2 separate regions of the Mus musculus genome follow, and region 1 is linked to region 2. A link is a contact called in ENCODE Hi-C or POLR2A ChIA-PET data. All regions are on one chromosome and are shown on one strand. Each heading gives the region's core, a stretch centred on a gene start or an enhancer-like site at or near the end of the contact. The rest is flanking DNA. Distances are from core to core; before and after follow the strand shown. Region 1 has its middle 23 kb from the start of Arhgap23. Region 2 holds the start of Socs7 (suppressor of cytokine signaling 7).

The links. A loop is a pair of places that touch in the nucleus more often than their neighbours do. ChIA-PET counts read pairs that join two places held with the same protein, here RNA polymerase II (POLR2A).
Region 1: a loop to region 2 is called in a map of regulatory T cell, with 2.1 times the contacts of the local background. The contact joins the enhancer-like site here to the promoter of Socs7 in region 2. A Hi-C loop is called at or near these places in 1 of 37 maps with a recorded cell type or tissue (regulatory T cell). POLR2A ChIA-PET finds 5 or more read pairs at or near these places in 3 of 5 experiments (Patski and embryonic stem cell).

What each region holds. Positions count from the first base shown.
Region 1 is chr11:97,425,042-97,430,153 of GRCm38, forward strand. It overlaps a transcript of Arhgap23 not described here. Among named protein-coding and RNA genes, the nearest start is that of Arhgap23, 23 kb to the right of the region's middle. Within about 2 kb of position 3,272, at least 2 of the 3 ENCODE cell types and tissues checked have a DNase peak (open chromatin) inside an H3K27ac peak, as active enhancers do.
Region 2 is chr11:97,358,970-97,364,445 of GRCm38, forward strand. Socs7 (suppressor of cytokine signaling 7) reads left to right here and starts at 3,323. Exons shown (of 10, transcript NM_138657.4): 1 at 3,323-4,454. The coding sequence starts at 3,466.

The DNA of each region.
Region 1 (5,112 bases), core at 2,022-4,521, 66 kb after region 2:
GTAGCCTTGGTCAGGCTGGAGCTCAGGGGAATCCCCTTGCCTCTGCCTCTTGGGTGCTGGGATTACATATTATTTAGCCTCACAAGAGCACATTTTTGAGTCTGTAAATACCTTGTAGTGGCCCTTGAACATATACCTTCAGTGTCTTCAATACTTTACAAATATTTTTTAGTTTTTTAAAAATTTATCTTTCTTTTCTTACCTTTTCTTTTCTTTTGTTCTTCTTTTCTTTTCTTTTCTTTTCTTTTCTTTTCTTTTCTTTTCTTTTCTTTTCTTTTCTTTCTTTTTCTTTTTTTTTTTTGATACAGGGTTTCTCTGTGTAGCTGTGTAGCCCTGGCTGTCCTGGAACTCACTCTGTTGACCAGGCTGGTCTTGAACTCAGAGATCCACACATCTCTGCCTCCAAAGTGCTGGGATTAAAGGTGTGCACCACCACCACCCGGCTTGTTTGTTTGTTTTTAACTTTTAAAAAATTCCATGTCTATGAATGTTTTGTCTGTGTGCATGCCAGTGCACCACGTGCGTGCCTGGTGCCAGAAGAGGGCGTCATAGCTCTTGGAACTGGAGTTACAGATGGTTGTGAGCCACCATGTGACTGCTGGGAGTCAAACCCAGGTCCTCTGGAATGGCAATGGATGTTCTTAACTTCCGTGTCATCTTGCCAGCCTCAAAAATTAGTATCACAATTTTTTTGAGACAGAGTCTAATATATTCCAAACCTGTTTCAAACTTGATTATTGGCCAAGGATGACCGTGAACTTCTAGTCTCTGGCTTCACCTCCCAAGTGCTGCCGTTAGTGAAAGTACCACAATGCCAGGTTATATACAGCTGGGAACCCAACTCAGGGCTTCATACACGCTATGCAAGAGTATCAGCAAATGAGCCATACCCCAAGTCCCCAAGAACTCTTTAGTAAAATACTTTCTGTTGGGTAGATGTTCAAAGGCCATCACTAAGCAATGTATATTTAATATAAAAACAAAATAAAAAACCAAATTCTGAGAGAGTAAATATGTCACTAGCTCAATAGATAATTCTTTCTGAATCCTATACCTGTCCTGTAGTTACTGCTATATTGGCTGACACAAAATTGCAGGGGAGATGACCTCCCATGGCCCAACACAGGCCCACCTGTCACAGCAAGTGCAGTGAGCTGCAATCCAAGGAGGACTAGCATAAGGGAGAGGAAGGCATCCCTGTGGTGGCTCTGGTAAATGTACGCATACGCGTGCGAGCACACACACACACACACACACACACACACACACACACACACGCACACACACACAGAGCCTGGTAGGATCCTGAGATAGGATAAGATCCCAGCACTCTGGAGGCAGAGACAGGTAGATCTCTGAGTTCAAAGCCAAGGCCATCCTGGTCTACAGAGAAAATTCCAGGACAGCCAGGCCTACATAGAGAAACCTTGTCTCAAACAAGCAAGCAAGCAAACAAACAAATAAAAGATAACCCCGGGTCCCGACTCTATTAAAGAGCAAGCCTTGGGCTGGTGAGATGGCTCAGCGGGTAAGAGCACCGGACTGTTCTTCTGAAGGTCCTGAGTTCAATTCCCAGCAACCACATGGTGGCTCACAACCATCCCTAACAAGATCTGACGCCCTCTTCTGGAGTGTCTGAAGACAGCTACAGTGTACTTACATATAATAAATAAATAAATCTTTAAAAAAAAAAAAAAAAAAAAAAAAGAGCAAGCCTTGACAGTAACCAGAGAACAAGGGCTTGAGCTACTCTAGAGCCACCAGTGGTGACCTGGTGACATCTTCCCCTCCCACCCACCCTGGTTGTCCTGGAACTCACTCTGTAAACCAGGCTGCCCTTAAACTAACAGAGATCTGCCTGCCTCTCCTTCCTGAGTGCCAAGATTAAAGGCATTTGGCATCACACCACCCCTTCCATGCTCCTTTGTGTTAGACAATATGGCAATGGCCACAGGACAGGTGTCTGTGTGTGTGTGTGTGTGTGTGTTGTGTGTTTAAACACTTTTTGCATTTGTGTGTGTGTCTCAACTTCTACCTTGTGGGGTCTGGGAATTGAGTAATTTATATATTTATGTTTGTACTTATTTAGGTGGCTTAGTATTGTTGTGGTGATGATGGTGATGGTGATAATGTGCATGCAGGCAGGTGGTTTGCCTGCATGTTTGTGTACCATGTGTGTGTGTCGGGCCTGAGGAGGTCAGAAGAGAGAATCGATCACTTGGAACTGGAGTTACAGATGGTTGTAAGCTGCCATATGGGTGGTAGGAATTGAACCCAGTTCCTTGGAAGAGCAGCCAGTTACTCTTAACCATGGAGCCATTTTTTCCCAGCCCCTGGTTGCTGTTGTTTTAATTAATTATTAATTTTTGAGACAGTCTCACTAAATTGTCCAAGCTTGCCTAGAACACAGTATGTTTCCTAGGCTGCCCTTGAGTTCTCAGTGCTCCCTGCCCCCTAATACCACATCCCCAGTTCCAGGATACTGGCATCCTCAGCTTAGGCAATTCTCTGAACCTTGTTTCCACATCTGCTCTGTTTGTTTCATGTCTACCCTTTTGATCTTTATAAATTCAGACTGCTTTTAATTTCTGCAAATCCTTTGGGGACTGCTGAACTGAAACTTGCTGGGCAGCAAGTAGGCGCCAGGCGTCCAGCCGCATCCTCTGAGGGACCCTGAAGGGTCCCTTACAGCTCAGGAGGTGGAGGTTTGGATAGGGAAAGGGTGAGATCAGGTTTACACAGAGTGGAGACTAGCCTCAGGCTCTGTGTGACCCTTTACCTAGTGAGCTAACCTCTCCACCTAGAGCCCCACTTGGTGATAACCTTTCCATTGTCCTAGATTCGTCTTTGAAATTTGAATTGTTTGGGGACAAATAGGGACAGGGTAGGGCCGAAATTCGACTCTCAGGTACCTTTGGGGCAGGGACTGGCTCAGATGTTTCCTAAGTGCTCAGCTGTTTGTGAGCTCAGACCTTTAAACCCCAAGGCTGACCTGGGGCTAAGGTAGTGAGGAATGGCGTCGCAGGGAAGCAGAACCTTATTAGGGCAGTGATGGGGATGGGAAGGTCTCCAGTAGCCCCGCGGCATCATTGGGGTTCGGCTCTGGGGTGACTGATGACGGCCGGCCCTGGCCGGGGCTTACCGGCTTAGGAAAGGCAGCCGCCTCAGCTTGCGGGTGCTGCCTGGGGTAGAGTAACCATTCCGTCCCAAACTTGCGGTAGGCAGGGATCCACCAATGAGAGGTGCCTGCTGCTCTTATTTTGCATGGCCACGCCCCTCATTTTCTTGGCTCAGCCCTGTCAAGCAGAAGCGGTTTCTGCCTCCTGGGCTCGCACCTCATTTCAAGCCTGGTGCAGTTTGTCCCATGGGGCGGGGTGGGGGTGGGGGTATGCGACCGGGCTGGCAGCCTGGCTGCACTATTCATAGCTCCGGGGCAGGCGTACTTCGCATATTTGTCGCTCTTCACGTCTGGCTGGACCATCCCGCTCTGCTTTCCTCTGTCCCCTCCTCCCTCCTGCTCTTCCATCTTATCCTTTCAGCTTATCTCAGCTGCCTTCTTGTAGTCTGTGCGTGTTGAGGCCGGACAGCCGGCTTCTCTTTGGGCGGGTGGACCTAGAGGGAGAAACTGATAGCAAGGATGCATGAGATGAGGTGGCCAAGAGCCTAGGCTTGGCCTGCCACAGGTGACTGCCACAGGAAGATGCCACATTGTGGGACACTGGGCTGACAATGTGAGGATGGGGAGACTAGTCGGGAGTCATGGAAAGGAGGCAGAGAACTGTGGGAAAATATAGATGAGTACTGTGTCTAGCATGTTTGAAAACAGATGAGGAGGGCTTGTAGCTGGAATACAGAGTGTGAGGAGAAGGCGTGGCCACAGAGGATGGAAGCAGATTCCTGTCTGTCCGTGTGTGCCCTGCCCCCTTCTATACTCTAATGCGTCCAATTTTGGATGTGGTTCCCACCAAAAAAAAGGACAAAAAAAAAAAAACAAAAAAAAAAAAAACCCTGAAGTATGGGTGTGGTAGCACAAGCCCGTATTCCCAGTACTTGAGGGCTGGAGATACGAGGATCAGAAGTTCAAAGACATCCTTGGCTAACTTGAGCCACATGGGACCCTGTCTCAAAACAAACAACAAAAAAGGAGTTTAAGTAGTCTCTGTTCCAGATAGGCCCCCAGAGAGGAGGGGTGGCCACCCCAGCAATGAAAGCATTGCTTCTTCCTCACCCCCAAATTCAGAAGCAGTGTGCTGATGCCCACCCGGGCCACATACTGTCCCTTCAAAGCAGACACAGTCCTGGCCTACCAGGCCAAAATAGCCTTATAATCATAAATGCCCTGAGAGAGTGTCCAGAGCCCGGGCATTGGGCACAGGGGCAGGATGTGTGTGAAGTGACTTTAAATTTTTTTTTAAGCAATTGGCGCACACCTTTAATCCCAGCACTCAAGGAGGCAGAGGCAGGCAGATCTCTGAGTTTGAGGCCAGCCAGGTCTGTAGAGGGACACATGAGATCAGTTCTCTCCTTCTGTCCTGTGAGTCCTGGGGGTCCTTAGTCCAGGTTGTAAGTGCTGAGCCGCCTGGAGCTGGTGTGTTGGCAGACATTAGTGCTAGAAGGTCCGGGGTGGGTGGGAATGAATCAAAAGGGCTGGAGAAGCAGGGAGGGCTTGAAGGCAACAGAACATTCCAAAAACAGCGTGCTGCTGTGGCCCAGAGGCTGGAAGGGAGCACAGTGCTCACGGGAACTGGAAGGAGGCCAGAGGATGTGGTGACTGGAGCGCAGGGAAGGGGGTGCAGGTGTGTGTGGAGGCTGGGGGTGTGTCCTCCAGGGCCTGGTGGCCAAAATTTATCAGCCTAGACTGACTTCCCAGAGGGAAACCAAACCACCCAGAGTGAGTGTGGATGGGAAGTGGGCTGGGCCCTTGGCCTTCGGGTGGCGGGGTCCACCCTGATGGTGGGCAGGAGGCCGGGTGGATGACCCCTCCCACCTGTCCGTTCCTAGAATGCCTTCCCAATAACTTTGCTCAGCAAAGAGCACTTGGGTGAACTTGATTGGCAGCCTTCGTGCTACTTAGAATAGGACCAATGTGAATGCCAGGGGTAAATGTGTTCC
Region 2 (5,476 bases), core at 2,073-4,572:
GTGGTTGCTGGGATTTGAACTCAGGACCTTTGGAAGAGCAGTGGGTGCTCTTACCCACAGAGCCATCTCTCCAGCCCCTAAAGATTTATATTTTATTGTTATTATCTTTGGTTTGTTTGAGACATGGTCTCACTATGTAGCTCAGGCTGTCCTGGAACTCATTATGTAGACCAGGCTGGCTTAGAACATACAGAAATCCACCTGTCTCTGCTTCTTGAGTTCTGGGATTAAAGGTGTGCACTACCATACCCTATTTTTTGTTGTTGTTGTTTGTTTTTATTTTTATCTTTTTTATGCTTTTGATGGCTGTCATATTTGCTTGTCTATTTACCATGTGTGAGTCTGGTGCCCAAGGAGTCCAGAAGGGGGCATCTGATCCCATGGAGCTGGAATTAGACCTTTGTGAGCCACAGTGTAGGTGGTGGCAACTGAACTGGGATCCACAAGAAGAGTAAGCAGTGCTCTTTTTTTTTTTTTTTAAAGATTTATTATTATATCTAAGTACACTGTAGCTGTCTTCAGACACACCAGAAGAGGGCATCAGATCTCATTACAGATGGTTGTGAGCCACCATGTGGCTGCTGGGATTTGAACTCAGTCAGTGCTCTTAACCTCTGAGCCATCTCTCCAAACTGTAAGCAGTGCTCTTAAGTGAGCCATCTCTCTAGCTCCATGACTTATTTCATTTTTAGTCACCTGTGTATGGGCACGCCCACGTGAAAGCTAGAGGGATGCAGTCACCTGGGACTGGGAGCTGTGAGCTTCCCCTGTGTGGGAGCTGGGGATTGAATTTGGGTCTTCTGGTAGAGTGGTCAGTGATAACCACTGAGCCATCTCTCTAGTCTGGACAGAGTGTTAATCAAATCACACATGTGCAATTAAGCGTAACAGAGACTGGGTCTTGAAGTTGAGAGAGAACGTACATCTCCCCGGTCTGGTGAGGAGAGAGTTCAGTCTGAAGGCTGGCCAGTTCACTGAGCACAAACCCGAGAGAAAACTTATCTGAGAATGGAGCTTAGTTAGGTGGGAGATGCTGGCCACTGGTCAAGCTGCAGCTTTGCTTTGGAGATATAAACACTGGATTTGTGTCCTGACACTGCAGGAGAAAAAAGGGGTAGCAGTGGCAAATAACAGAAGAATGCCCATGAATGTTGAAAATAGCGGTGTAACTGGGCTGGTGAGATGGCTCAGCGGGTAAGAGCACTGACTGCTCTTCCAAAGGTCCTGAGTTCAAATCCCAGCGGCCACATGGTGGCTCACAACCACCCTTAATATGAGATCTGACGTCTTCTTCTGGTGTGTCTGAAGTCAGCTACAGTGTACTTATGTATAATAATAAATAAGTCTTAAAAAGAACGGTGTTAGCAGAACTGAACAGACAAGATACAGCTTGGTGGGCAATGTGTAAGAGTAAGACGTAGGCAGGGCAAAACCATTAGGACCCTATATGTCACATAGAGGGTTTTCTCTCTATCCTAAGAATGCAGAAAGCATGAACAACTACAATCACAGGCTGTGGGGCTGGAGGGATGGCTCAGTGGTTAAGAGTACTGGCTGTTCTTCCAGAGGTCCTGAGTTCAATTCCCAGGACTCCACGTGGCAGCTCACAACTATCTGTAATGGGTCTGATGCTGTCTTTTGGTGTGCAGAGAAATATATGTAAATACATCTTTACAATCACAGGCTGTGAGCAAATTTCTATTTCAGAATGACCCCACTGGGCTGGGAAGATGGCTCTGTAATGTGCCTGTTCCTCATTGATTCTGGAGTTCATCAATTTGGCTAGATTGACTGGTGAGGGAGCTCCCGGGATCCACCCCACATCAAGTGCGAAGATCACAGACACATGCTGCTCTGCCTGGCTTTTATACTGTGCTGGGGATCCAAACTTAAGTCCTGATACTTGTGAGAGTCCCTGTCTGAAAAACAAAAGGGGTATAGGGAGCTGGGTGGTGATGGCACATTCCTTCATTCCCAGCACAGACATGATTCTGAATTCAAGGCCAGCCTGGTCTACAGAATGAGTTCCAGGACAGCCAGGGCCACACAGAGAAACCCTGTCTAGAAAGAAAGAAAGAAAGAAAGGAAGGAAGGAAGGAAGGAAGGAAGGAAGAAAGAAAGAAAGAAAGAAAGAAAGAAAGAAAGAAAGAAAGAGAGATGGAGGGGCCTAGAGAGCTAGCTCAGCAGATAACGGCTTGTTCTGCTCTTGCAGAGGGTCAGAACTCAGCTCTCAACACCCATGTCCAGGGACTTGGGGCAGCTAATAATTAGGTCTAGGGGATCTGATGCCCTTTCTCGGATTCTGCACACACATGTGCATACACATACATTTTTTTTAAGTGATGGAGATTATGACAGCGATTCTGATTTACATCTCCTGTACATCTATCTGTAGGTGTTACATTAGCAATGGCACAAAAACGTTGAAGGAACTCTTCCCCGTCACTGAAACCAATTCCGACTCAGCAAAGTTGCCCCCATGATTGATGATTTGATCAGGTTTTGCTTTTTCACTGTTCTCTTTCATCAACAGAGGAAAATATTAGTAAAAATTCTTGTTACAATTGCAGTCCTTGGTCACTTGTCATCATTTTGGGAAGGGCTGGGAATGAGGTCTGGTGATGGAACTGTTGCTTAGCACGTGCCACGTCTTGGATTCTATCCTCAACATGACATACACTATGACAACAATCAGTGGAAGGATGTATTTGGCCATCAGTCGTACAGAATTGGCTATTGTATATCTTCATTTCTTGGAATTGTGTATATCCATTCTTCATTTCAAATTCATGATGAGATTATGCTAACTATATACACACTCTTGTCTTCTCAAAGATCCAGTTGTTTTGGCACGGAAGAGCACACTGCAGGCTCTACAACCCATTTTCATGTAGTCATTCCACAGTTCATCGGATGCTAGGAAAGAGGATGCAGATGTAATGAAATGACTTGGCCAAGGTCACACACTCCAGGCAGCATGGACAGGACAAGACCCCCAGACAGTGCCAAGGTCCACGACCCTCTCCCAGGTCCAGACCCGGGTCCCGAGGCCTGCACTGCTCTACACAGGACGGTGGACAGGGCCCGGGCGCCCAGGAAGTGAAAAAGCAGGGGTCGGTGCCGGAGACCACGGAGGCCCCAGATGCAGCAGACGGCCAATAGCTACCAGGGCCAAGAGAAACGTCAGGCAGAGTGGAGTCCGACGCTTGCGCACCCTGGGGAAAGGGGGCGGGCCCTGGACAGGAAGTGACGTCTAGGGGCGGTCCTCGGCGGCAGCGCGCGGCCTGGGCTCGCGCTGGGCTCCGCGCGCCCCCCCCCCCCCGCCCCCTCTATGAGGCAGAGGCCGCGGCGGCCGTTAGCGCTGTCGCTCCGGGGGCCGCGGCGGGCGGGGCTCCGGCGGGGCCCGGCCTAGTCCCCACCCAGCCCGGCTCCTAGCCGCCCGCCCTCCCTCCCTTCGCCACCCCGATGCAGGGGGCCGAGCTCCGGGACGGCGAGGCGGCGGCGGCGGCCGCTTCGTACCGGGTCCTGAGCCGCCTCCTCGGCTATGGAGAGGCCGCCCCCGAGCCAGGCCCGCCGCCGCCGCCGCCGCCCCCGGGCCACAGCCATGGCCCGTCGCCGCCACCACCCTTCCTCGCGCGGCCCGGCTCGCGGGGCGCCCGGCCGCCTCAGCTGATGGTGTTCCGCAACGTGGGGCGGCCGCCGGAGGAGGAGGACGCGGAGGCGGCCCGGGAGCCGGGACCCTCGGAACTGCTGTGTCCCCGGCACCGCTGCGCGCTGGATCCCAAGGCCCTCCCGCCGGGCTTGGCGCTCGAGCGGACCTGGGGTCCCGTGGCTGGACTAGAGGCGCAGCTGGCGGCCCTGGGGCTCGGACAGCCGGCGGGGCCGGGGATCAAGACTGCCGGCGGAGGCTGCTGTCCGTGCCCGTGTCCCCCGCAGCCGCCGCCGCCGCAACCCCCGCCGCCTGCTGCCGCCCCGCAGGCCGGGGAGGACCCGACGGAGACGAGCGACGCGCTGCTGGTCCTGGAGGGCTTGGAATCGGAGGCCGAGAGCCTGGAGACTAACAGCTGCTCGGAAGAGGAGCTCAGCAGCCCCGGCCGTGGAGGAGGAGGAGTGGGTGGCCGGCTGCTTCTGCAGCCTCCGGGTCCCGAACTACCCCCGGTGCCCTTTCCGCTGCAGGACTTGGTCCCTCCAGGGCGCTTGAGCCGAGGGGAGCAGCAGCAGCAGCAACCTCCCCCACCGCCGCCGCCTCCCGGGCCCCTCCGGCCTCTCGCAGGCCCTTCTCGGAAGGGCTCCTTCAAAATCCGCCTCAGTCGCCTGTTTCGCACGAAGAGCTGTAACGGCGGCTCGGGCGGCGGGGATGGGACCGGCAAGAGGCCTTCGGGAGATCTGGCAGCTTCAGCTGCGAGCCTGACCGACATGGGAGGCTCAGCGGTCCGGGAGCTGGATACGGGGAGGTGAGATTGGCTTGGGGGTTGGGGGTGGGCAAGCGACAAAGTTCCATTTCTTGTTTCGTTTCCCTCGTTTTCCCCTACTGCCAACACGATACTGTTAGAGCTGAGCTGTGGACTTCAGGAGGAGGCAGACACTTGGGATTAAAGGTGGTGACATCTCGCATTAGGTCAGAGCTAATTGTGGAAACAGCTTTCAACTCTCGGAGAGTTCACACTCTGTGACACTTCTCAGTGGGTTAGCGTCTCTTGCTGGGGATGATCTGAAGCCCGGCCTCACCTTCCATCCCTGTTCCGGCCCCACTTTTTAAGCACCCCTCCCATGTCTGTTATTACTACCATTGCTGAAGGTTGCTGGAAATGTGTGGCCTTGGGGCCGAAAAGCTGGTGTCAATCACCTGCCTGTTATTATCTTGATCGTCTTGCTTGTTCTCTCAGTGCACCAGCCTTCACTCTCTTCGCAAGTACAAGCATGCAAATAGCCCGAGGAGTCTGGCCAGCAATTAGCTGGGCAGCTCCCTTAATATTCTGGTTGTTCCTGGATATTTGCTGTCTAAAGCCTGTGTGCTGACCACTTTCTGAATGGCGTTGTGCTGACTCTCTCACTTTCACACGGAGGTGAGAGGTCTAGGTGAGGTATACACAGTGACTTCTAGTCCAATTAATGGCAATTCCAAACTTAAATGGTGAGTTGTTCCCCTGAATTTCTAAGAAGTGGCTAGACTTTTACTGTCGGGACATAGTTCTGTAGTGTCAGTTTGGAAAGCTGTCAGCTTTTGCAGCCATGAATGAGTCTTACCTTGTGGTATAACATTGTGAGTTGTAGTTCTGAATCTGTTTTAAACTTGAATTGGTGGCTTTTGTTTTGTTTTGTTAGACAAGGTTTTTATTATGTTGATCAGGCTTGCTTTTAATTCACTGTGTAGCAGACTGGTCTGGATCTCTTGCTCTTTCTTCCTACCTCCTCCCAAGGACCAGGCCTGCTGCCACTGTGCCTGATTGGAATTGGTCTTGGTATGGTTTCTGTG